Linked DNA regions of Homo sapiens: region 1 is linked to region 2. Evidence: chromatin contacts called from ENCODE Hi-C or POLR2A ChIA-PET data. All regions are on one chromosome and are shown on one strand. Each heading gives the region's core, a stretch centred on a gene start or an enhancer-like site at or near the end of the contact. The rest is flanking DNA. Distances are from core to core; before and after follow the strand shown. Region 1 overlaps CASP10 (caspase 10). Region 2 overlaps NIF3L1 (NGG1 interacting factor 3 like 1).

Region 1 (5,175 bases), core at 2,356-4,855, 300 kb before region 2:
TTTCCAACTCTTTATCAGATGAGAGGGTGTAGGAATTATATCTTTTCTACTAATTGGCTGATGACATGGCCAAGCAGATGCTAACACAGCAGCCCTCCAAGCAATTCTATACAATCGCATTGGTGACATTGGCTTTATTTTAGCTATAGCATGATTCCTCTCATCATCCAATACATGAGAGCCTCAACAAATACTTATCCTTAACCCTACCCCCAACCTTCTTCCATTAATTGGTTTTCTCTTAGCAGCAGCAGGAAAATCAGCCCAACTTGGCCTCCACCCCTGACTTCCTTCCGCCTTGGAAGGCCCAACCCCAGTCTCAGCCCTACTTCACTCTAGCACTATAGTTGTGGTGGGAGTTTTCCTACTTACCCGCTTCCACCCCTCAACATCACTAATCATCACGGAAATGCAAATCAAAACCACAGTGACAGCTGGGCGCCGTGGCTCACGCCTGTAATACCAGCACTTTGGGAGGCTGAGGTGGGTGGATCACTTGAGATCAGGAGTTCCAGACCAGCCTGGCCAACGTGGTAAAACCCTGTCTCTACTAAAAATACAAAAATTAGCCAGGCGTGGTGGCACATGCCTGTGATCCCAGCTACTCGGGAGACTGAGGCAGAAGAATTGCTTGAACCTAGGAGGCAGAGGCTGCAGTGAGCTGAGATTGCGCCACTGCACTCCAGCCTGACAGAGCAAGATGTTGTCTAAAAAAAAATAAAAATAAAAATAAAAAACCCACAGTGAGATGCTACTTCACTCAAGTTAGAATGGCTATTATCGAGGAAACAAAAGAAAACACATATTGGCAAAGATCTGGAGAAAAGGGAACACTTACACACTGTTGGTGGTATTGAAAATTAGTACAGCCATTATGGAAAATAGTATGCCAGTTCCTCATAAAATGAAAAATAAAAATACTATATGATCCAGCAATCCCCATACTAAGTATATAAACAAAGAAAATGCAATCAATATGTCAGAGAGATATCTGCACTCCCAGTTTACTGCAGCATTATTTACAATAGCCAAGATATGGAATCAACCTAAGGGTCCAAAAATGGATATATGGATAAAGAAAATGTGATATTTATACGTGACAGAATACCATTCAGCCATAAAAAAAGAAAATCCTGACATGTCTGACAACATGAATGAGCCCAGAGTGAAATAAGCAAGACACAGAAAAAATCTGCTTGTTCTCACTCATGTGGAATCTTTGTTTAAAAAGTTGATGTCATAGAAGCAGTGATTAGAACAGCAATTACAAAGATGAGAGAGAGAAGGAGGGAAGGGAAGATGAGAGGTTAGTCAATGGGTACAAAGTTACAATTAGATAGGAGAAATAACCTCTGGTGTTCTGCTGCACAGTGGGGTGACTATGGTTAACAGTAAGGCATTCTGAGCTGGGCACTGTGGTTTGAGCATATAATCCTAGCTACTTACAAGGCTAAGGCAGGAAGATTGCTTGAGCCTAGGAGTTCAAGGCCAGCCTCGGCAACATGGTGAGATCCCATATTTAAATCAATCGATCAATCAGTAAGGTGTTGTATATTACAAAATAGCTACAAGAGAGGCTTTTAGAGGTTCTCACCACAAAGAAATGATAAATGCATGAGGTGATGGATACACTAACTACCCTGATTTGATCATTATACAACACATATATGTATTGAAACATCAAATTATAACCCTGAAATATGTAGTTATGAAGTATCAATTAAAAATAACAGAAATTTCTGGAGTACCAAAAAAAACCACACATTGCTTAATCATGCATGTATACTGTCTCCTTTTAATATTGTTGAATTTTTAAAATAATAATAATTTAAATATTCACTTATATTTTTATTATCTGTCCTTCCTTCACTGGACTTTTAGCTCCCTGGAGAGCAGATTTTGTCTCTCTTGTACACAGTTGCACCCCCTGTCCCCAGTTCGGTACCCAGTACAGTAAGCACATAGTACGCTCTCAATAAATATTGCCTTGTTCCTGAAGCCATAGACATTAGCCTCTGATGTCTGTGATGAGAATGGAGGGGCTGGTAAAGAAGAGAGAAAAGCAAAGTTGACTCAAGGTTCCAATCCTGAATTCCCAGAAGAGCACTATGGCCATTCCTTCAAATGGAAATTCAGGAGTAGGAGCTCCTGGAGAGAGCTGGGAAGATGAGCTCAGAAACATGCATGCTGAATGTGAGGTCCAAGGGCTAAACAGAGGTAGGATATCTAGCGGGATGTTAATGAGACAGGCTCAAGCAAGTCATTCATTGGCCCAGCAAATGTTTAACAAGCTCACAATATATCAGGTCAGGGGCTGAGGATATAAAGTTGAATGAAACAGGGTCTCTGCCCCCAGGAATTCAGAGATGAGTGGGCCAGAGATGGCAACTTTGGAGACGTTTTCATGGAGGAGCCCATGGCCTCTAGGTATGGCTAAAGGTGCCAAGAGGACAGCATGTGGCAGAGACAGAAGGGAAGCTGTCAGAGCAGTGGCAAATAGAAGTCCAAAGATAGCACATAGGTGCTCAGGACGTAAGAGTGAGTGATAAATAAACGAACAAATAAAAGGCCCCCATGCTTTTGTTCATGCTATTCCCTCTGCCCAGCACATCTTTCACCTGATTCTTTACCTAACATCTATTTGTCATTTCTAGAAGCCTCCTCTGATCCTTCAAATCTGGGCAAGGTACTCATTCTGCATGTTCCCATAACACCTATACTTCACAATGTGCACTTACCAGCTGGGGATGCCCTTCCCCGTCTATTTGTTTGTCTATCCCTCTAGCTTGTAAGCAACCTGAGGGCAAGGACTCTGTCTTTTTTTAACTCTGTATCTTCCTTTCCAGGTCCAGGCTGGTACTCAATACAAGGTTGCTGGATGGATGGATGGATGGACAGATGGATGGATGGATAGATGAATGGGTGGATAGATGGATGGATAGATGAATGGGTGGATAGATGGATAAATAGATAAACAGGAGGGTAGGCAGATGGTTGAACAGGTACATGGATAGAACAACGTAGAACTCTCACCCTTACCAAAGGTGTTGAATGAGAGTAAAATAAAAAATAAATAAAACTAATTAATTACAAATGGAAGAAAAAAAAGAGCTCTCACCTTGGGACCAATTTCTTCAGATGATTACACAGAGACTGAATATACCAGCTGCCTTCCTCCACATGCCGAAAGGATACATAGCCTGGGACAGTGGCCAGACCAAGTAGGAAGTCAGCCTCGGCAGGAATACTGTCCTGCAGGGAAGTGGGTGCCTGCTCAGGGTTCAGAGCATCTGCTTCGATGGATACGGAAGGCTGTATCTCTTCACCTTGGCAGGCCTGGATGAAAAAGAGTTTAGGTTTTTCAGCCAGTCTAGGGCACTGCAGGGCTGTGAAGTGAGACATGATCTCCCGAATGGGAATGAGGGCCTCATCCGAAGAGTAGACAGCTCCAAATCTCCCATGGGTCAGAATACAGAACACGAAGCAGTCCCCGTCGGCATGGGCTGGATTGCACTTCTGCTTCTGCAGGACCATCTCCATTTCCACTTTCGTCACATTATTGTGTATATGCACTGTGAACCCAAGCCACTGGAACACATGACTCAGGATCTCTGTTTAAAAACAAAAAAAAAAAAAAAAGAGAGAGAGAGAGAGAAAGGGGAAATAATAAAATGATGCAAAACAAAATGAAGAACTGAAACAAGGCCGGGCACAGTGGCTCACACCTATAATCTCAGCACTTTGGAAGGCCGAAGCAGGCGGATCACTTGAGGTCAGGAGTTTGAGAACAGTCTGGCCAGATGGCAAAACCCCATCTCTACTGAAAATACAAAAAATAGCCAGGTGTGGTGGCTCACGCCTGTAATCCCTGCTACTCGGGAGGCTGAGGCACGAGAATGGCTTGAGCCTGGGAGGCAGAGGTTGCAGTGAGCTGGGACTGCACCACTGCACTCCAGCCTGGGCAACAGAGCAAGACTCTGTCTCAAAGAAAAAAAAAACTGAAACAATGCTAATAGTTACAAAATTTGCACAGCAAATAGCCTAAAGCTTTGGATTATTTTTATTTTCATAACCATAAAATCTTACAATGAATCTCCTATCACGTAATACCCAGTGTTGTCACAACAGTCCTGAGAATCGGCAGTGGCCAGTGTTTCATCCTGTTTCACAGTTGAAGAAGCCAAGGTCTCTTGACTCTCCCATGATCACACACCTAGTTAGTGGTGGAGCTGGAGCTCACGCCCAAGTTGTCTCGTGCCAATCCAGCAGGCTCTCCCCCAGTACATGCTCTCCTCTATTCAGAATTGTGAATAGTCAAAGATTCTTGCCACTCTTTAGCAGACTGATGACTCCCCAGGGATATATAAGAGGCTCAGAAACATGATATCATCCTTACACGTATATGGAAGATAAAAGTCACAGAAAGAAAATGTGAAAATAAAAAATAATTTTAAGATCCCCAATTTGCATTTGATAAACTGTTCCAGACTTTCTTACCAGCATCTTTATGGGTTCCTTGTCTGTCCTTCAGGGAGGTAAAGCTGTGGTTGTTGACAATGACACAGAGGCCTCTGTGGTTCCGATTCATCCTGTACACAGCTGCCCTCTTGAAGAATAGATAGAGCCACTTAGTAGGAATCCTTATCTTAGGGCCTTAAATGTTTCTAACCAACCACTCCAATGGATCCACTGTGAGGAAGAGCAGGATGTATCTCCCCATGCCAGTTGTTTAAACCATGTTTTTGTTGTTGTTGTTATTTTGTTGTTGCTGTTGTTGTTGTTTTGAGATGGAGTCTCACTCTTGTTGCCCAGGCTGGAGTGAGTGACGCGATCTCGGCTCACTGCAACCTCTGCCTCCCGGATTCAAGGGATCCACCTGCCTCAGGTGCCCACCAACACCCCCAGATAATTTTTTTTTTTTTTTGAGACAGCATCTCGCTCTGTCACCCAGGCTGGAGTGCAATGGCGTGATCTCAGCTCACTGCAACCTCCACCTCCTGGGTTCAAGCGAGTCTTCTGCCTCAGCCTCCCGAGTAGCTGGGACTACAGGCGCCCGCCACCATGCCCAGGTAATTTTTGTATTTTTAGTAGAGACGGGGTTTCACTATGTTGGCCAGGATGGTCTTGATCTCTTGACCTTGTGATCCGCCCACCTCGTCCTCCCAAAGTGCTGGG
Region 2 (5,565 bases), core at 1,367-3,866:
CGGGCGCCTGTAGTCCCAGCTACTTGAGAGGGTGAGGCAGGAGAATGGCGTGAACCCAGGAGACGGAGCTTGCAGTGAGCCGAGATCACGCCACCGCACTCCAGCCTGGGCGACAGAGCGAGACTCCGTCTCAAAAAAAAAAAAAAAAATTCAGTGGAAACAGGCGCAGTAGCTCACACCTGTAATCCCAGCACTTTGGGAGGCCAAGGCAGGCCAATCTCTTGAGGCCAGGAGTTCAAGACCAGCCTGGCCAACATGGCGAAACCCTGTCTCTGCTAAAAATACAAAAAATTAGCTGGGCATGGTGGCACGCACCATGTAGTCCCAGCTACTCAGAAGGCTTAGGTGGATCGATCATCTGAGCCCAGGAAAGCTGAGGCTGCAGTGAGCTGTGATCATGCCACTGCACTCCAGCCTGGTGGGTAACAGAGTGAGACCCTGTCTCAAAATAAAAGATCAGTTGGTTTGGGGGCTGATAAATAGATTTTGCCTAACTTTTAAACAAAATAACTTTAGAAGTCTACTCTTTGTTCCAGCTAATTCAAATGTGGAGGCAGTGGCATTGTTCAGAATGTACTTTTTATATTCTATGAGGTCAAATTACTCTTCCAGCATAATCCTGAATAGCCTAAATTTGAACACTTACTACACAAAAGGCAGTAGTTGTGAGGATATTAAGGTGAAATATGAAATGTCTATAAGTGTTTGTTTTTGAGACAGGGTCTCTGTCACCCAGGTTAGAGTGCAGTGGTGCCATCTCAGCTCACTGCAGCCTTGACCTCCTGGGCTCAAGTGATCCACCCACCTTACCCTCCTGAGTAGCTGGTACTACAGGAGGCACACACCACCACACCTGGCTTTTTTTTTTTTTTTTTTTCCTGTAGAGATGGGGTTTCACCATGTTGCCTAGGCTGGTCTTGAACTCCTGGGCTCAAGTGATCCACCCACCTGGGTCTCCCAAAGTGCTGGGATTAACAGGTGTGAGCCACCTCACCCAGCCTATGAGGTTTTAATAGCATAAGTTGTAGCATCCTTAATGTGTTGAATAAGGCAAATTTGAAAAGACTGATGCTATGGAAAATATAACTTTAAGCATGAGTACAATACAAAGCTCATTACTAAATTTTCATACCAATTTTTATATTTATCACTGGCCCCAGGCTTCCCAAGTATTTAGGGTCAACATCTTTACCTTTGGTACCCAAAGTGTAGGTCTTAAAATGGCAGCATTTGCCTGGCACAGTGGCTCACGCCTGTAATCCCAGCACTTTGGGAGGCTGAGACAGGTGGATAACTTGAGGTCAGGAGTTCTAGACTACCCTGGCCAACATGGTGAAACCCCATCTCTACTAAAAATACAAAATTAGCTGGGCATTGTGGCGAATGCCTGTAATCCCAGCTACTTGGGAGGCTGAGGCAGGAGAATTGCTTCAACCTGGGAGGCGGAGGTTGTATTGAGCTGAGATCGTGCCACTGCACTCCAGCCTGGGTGAAAGAGTGAGACTCTGTCTCACAAAAAATAAAAAATAAAAAAAAATAAGGCCGGGTGTGGTGGCTCACGCCTGTAATCCCAGCACTTAGGGAGGCCGAGGAGGACGGATCACCTGAGGTCAGGAGTTTGAAACCAGCCTGACCAACATGGAGAAACCCTATCTCTACTAAAAATGCTTAATTACCTGGGTCTGGTGGCACATTCCTGTAATCCCAGCTACTCGGGAGGCTGAGGCATGAAAATCGCTTGAACCCGGGAGACGGAGGTTGTGGTGAGCCAAGATCACGCCATTGCCCTCCAGCCTGGGCAACAAGAGTGAAACTCCGTCTCAAAAAAAAAAAACGGCCAGGCTCAGTGGCTCACACCTGTAATCCCAGCACTTTGAGAGGCCAAGGCAGGAGGATTCCCTGAGCTCAGGAGCTCAAGACCAGCCTAGGCAGTGTAGCAAAACCCGGTCTTTACAAAAGTAAAAATTTTTTTAATTTGAAAAAATTAGTCAGTAGGGGGTGGGTGGTGGCAGGTGCCTGTAGGCCCAGCTACCCAGGAGACTGAGGAGAGAGGGTCACTTGAGCCCAGGAGTTTGAAGCTGCAGTGAGCTATGATCACACCACTGTACTCCAGCCTGGGTGACAGAGCAAGACCTTGTCTCTAAATAAAAAAGAAAAAGGAGGGAGATTAGGATTTTGCTTTGGGACTGGTGAAAGGAGGGCAGGAGAACTCTGAGAGATTGTTTCCTGAGGCCTGCCCCTGAGGCTTAACACACCTAAAAGACTGTAACAAGGGCTAGAGGAGTTATAAGCCAGGAACTGTGCAGAAACATGTATATATGTATGTTTTATATATGATAATATATGTATATTTTAACACCCCACATATTAAAAATCCAGATTTCCTTTGCCCCTGAAAGATCAGGAAGACTTGGCCACGCTGGACCTTCATTCTGCCCAGCAGCACTTGCCTTGGGCTGAACTGTTGCTGCCACCTCCTGGCCAGCTTCACTTCTTTCCTGCACTAGTGTCTGATTTGGATCCTGATCTAGATTGGTATGGAGCACCCTCTAATACATGTGCACAAGAGATTATATAAGGTGTCATGGATGCACAACAAAGGTGGTGACACTATTCCCTACAATCTGCAACCTTCCACCTGGAATGTATTGTCCATGTGGGCATCCAAGGCGACCTTTTAAGTCCTACAGGATAGGGAAGATTTTTCATGTGACACCTGTGAGGGAATGTGCATGTCCTTCCTCAGCCTTCAGCTTTCTGGAGTAGATAAGGGATTACTAAACCACTGTTTCATGTCAGTATCTGGCCTTATTTATTAAATCAGCAAAACAACACAAAACATGTCATTAGACACTAAGCTTAAAAATGACATTTCAGGCCAGGCACGGTGGCTCAACCTGTAACCCAGCACTTTGGGAGGATGAGGTGGGCGGATCCCCTGAGCCTAGGAGTTGGAGACCAGCCTGACCAACATGGTGAAACCTCGTCTCTACTAAAAATACAAAAATTAGCTGGGAATGGTGACGTGTGCCTGTAATCCCAGCTACTTGGAATGCTGAGGCAGGAGAATCGCTTGAACCCGGGAGGCAGAGGTTGCAGGGAGCTGTAATCATGCCACTGCTCTCTAGCCTGGGCAACAGAGTGAGACTCCGTCTCCAAAAAAAAAAAAAAAATGACATTAAAAAAAAATGACATTTCTTTTGAGCAGTGTTCCTTTGTATTTTAATAATCCTGTATTTAATATAGATTAAGTAAATATTTAAGTTATAATGGATGTCACATAAAATTTCCTTTAAAGATAGGTAAGAAGATAAAATAGATACTTAAAAGGAAATAAGGGAGTCAAAATACTAGAAAAAAAATCAAACACAAAAGGCGGCAGTAATGGAGAAAACATAAGTGAAAGATGCCGGACACAAAGGACCACATGTTTATGATTCCACTTATAGAAAATATCCAAAATAGACAAATCCATAGAAATAGGATCCAGGGGATGGGAGGAGGGAATTATTACTTAATGGGGGCTTCCCTCTGTGGTGATGAAAAATGCTTTGGAACTGTAGTGGTAACAGTACCACAACACTGTAAATGTACTAAAAGCTACGGAATTGTATACTTTAAAATGGTGAATTTTGGAAGGGGGGGGCAGGAAAATAAAATGGCGAATTTTATGTTATGTGAATTTTACCACAATAAAAAATAAACAAAAAGAGAAAAAGTTGCTTTACACAAAAGCATGAAGTAAAAATTACATGTGGTATGGTAAAATAGCACAAATCATAAAAGCAATCTAAGAATGCCTAAAATGGAGGGAATATTGCTTTAGCCAGATTACCTGAGAACGCAGTCCTCAGGTGGAGAAAGGTGTATCTGCCCTGCCCAACCAGCAGCAGGCAGGCAGGGGCCTCGCAGCCCAGCGCAGGTGCTGTTTAGAAAGGGGCATCCACATGGATAAAAGGCCCAGATTAAATGGGGCAGGATGATATTTTGAGATATCTGACTTTGTTCTTTCTGCTCTGGAATTTCATTCCCTGGCCCTGCCCCCTGCCTGCGGCAGCCAAGTTCATTGCCAGGAGAGGGAAGTGACAGAGCAGAAATCGGGAACAAAGGACTGTGGAAGAAAAAAAAATTACAGGTAAGTCATCTAAAAAGCAATAAAGTAACAGTAATATGAATAATGATTGTGTATACATATTTTCAAAACAACATCCTGATAAATCTCATTCTGATTCTGAAATTTAGGTGAGAGACTGGAATGTAGGCAGAACTAGGAACAAGGACAAACAGAACTTCTTATCACTGCAAAAAGGCTACTACCTAGAAGTGTTCAAGCCCAAGTTTTTCAAGCATAATGTTAACTAACCAAGGGCAGAGATACCCAAATGGATCCATCCCATCTACAATTAAACTAAGGACAGAATCACTTGAGCTCCTTCCAAAGAATGTTAAGTAAACAGATTTTATTCAATCTTTCCTAGAGTTTATAATGAACATTTGTTATTTAATATGGTAGTTATATTACAGTTTTACCTTACGAGCGATAGAACATTTGGTGAATAAGATTAACAAACCGGAAATGATGATACCCTCGAAGACACTCTCTGGAAGCACACCAGTCCCACTGACTCATGTTACAAATTTAAGTTGGCATCCAGCTGATTTGTAGAATGTGTTATCCTGATGTTTCTGCAATTATACCACCTGAAGAGGGTCCCTGTCAGTCTCTGATAGGATAATATTTATCTTATTCTCCAAGTGAGAATCCAGCATATCTCGAAGGTCAGAAAGAAAGCCTCGTTCAGTGTTGCTGTGTTCACAGAGGATGACATTTATTCCTTGGGAAGCAGCATCCAAAGTATCATGATGGGACATCTCACCTACCAAAAAGGGAAGAGCAAATTCTTAAATGCTAAATATGGAATCTGTGGAATGAGGAAACACAAAAGCAGAAATACCAAGTTTGTAGTCTATATGAAGTGAATGTAATAGAGCAGAACTGTTTTACATATAAATCTAGAAAGTAGTGTACAGTTTTCTTTTATGTCCTCCAACTTAAAAAGAGAGAAAAGTCTGGGCGCGGTGGCTCACGCCTGTAATCCCAGCACTTTGGGAGGCCTAGGCAGGCAGATCACCTGAGCTAAGGAGTGCTAGACTAGCCTGGCCAACATGGTGAAACTTCCATCTCTACTAAAAACACAAAAATTAGCTGGGCGTGGTGGTGCGTGCCTGTAATCCCAGCTACTCAGGAGGCTGAGACAGGTGAATAGCTTCAGTCCAGGGCCTGGAGGTTGCAGTGAGCCGAGACTGCACCACTGCACTTCAGCCTGGGTGACAGAGTAAGACTATCTTGAAAATATAAAAATAAAATCCATCCCACTGAGAATTCCAACTTCTTTTTCCTTAGCAGACCCCAAGGCAATTATCCAATCCAACATATCTGGCCAGAACCAGATCTGTAAACACCCATTCAAAGTGTTTCCACGGTAAAATGAATGATCACTGCCAAGTAAAATGAGGCCTTCAGAAAATTTGCCTCTTATGTAAGTAATAAATACCTCTGGAGGA

Evidence for each region. Hi-C counts contacts between places; a loop is a spot of excess contacts on that map. ChIA-PET counts read pairs that join two places held with the same protein, here RNA polymerase II (POLR2A). Pooled maps may share reads with other maps.
Region 1: a loop to region 2 is called in a pooled map, with 1.8 times the contacts of the local background. The contact joins two enhancer-like sites. A Hi-C loop is called at or near these places in 4 of 50 pooled maps. POLR2A ChIA-PET finds 5 or more read pairs at or near these places in 3 of 52 experiments (HCT116, K562 and endothelial cell of umbilical vein).

Annotation. Positions count from the first base shown.
Region 1 is chr2:201,207,506-201,212,680 of GRCh38, reverse strand. CASP10 (caspase 10) reads right to left here. Exons shown (of 10, transcript NM_032977.4): 8 at 4,498-4,606; 9 at 3,119-3,611. It also overlaps the pseudogene MTND5P25. Among named protein-coding and RNA genes, the nearest start is that of CASP10, 27 kb to the right of the region's middle. RefSeq lists an enhancer at 3,647-3,696. Within about 2 kb of position 3,605, at least 4 of the 41 ENCODE cell types and tissues checked have a DNase peak (open chromatin) inside an H3K27ac peak, as active enhancers do.
Region 2 is chr2:200,902,806-200,908,370 of GRCh38, reverse strand. NIF3L1 (NGG1 interacting factor 3 like 1) reads right to left here. Exons shown (of 7, transcript NM_001369441.2): 7 at 4,446-4,877. The coding sequence ends at 4,693. Among named protein-coding and RNA genes, the nearest start is that of NIF3L1, 16 kb to the right of the region's middle. Within about 2 kb of position 2,616, at least 2 of the 41 ENCODE cell types and tissues checked have a DNase peak (open chromatin) inside an H3K27ac peak, as active enhancers do.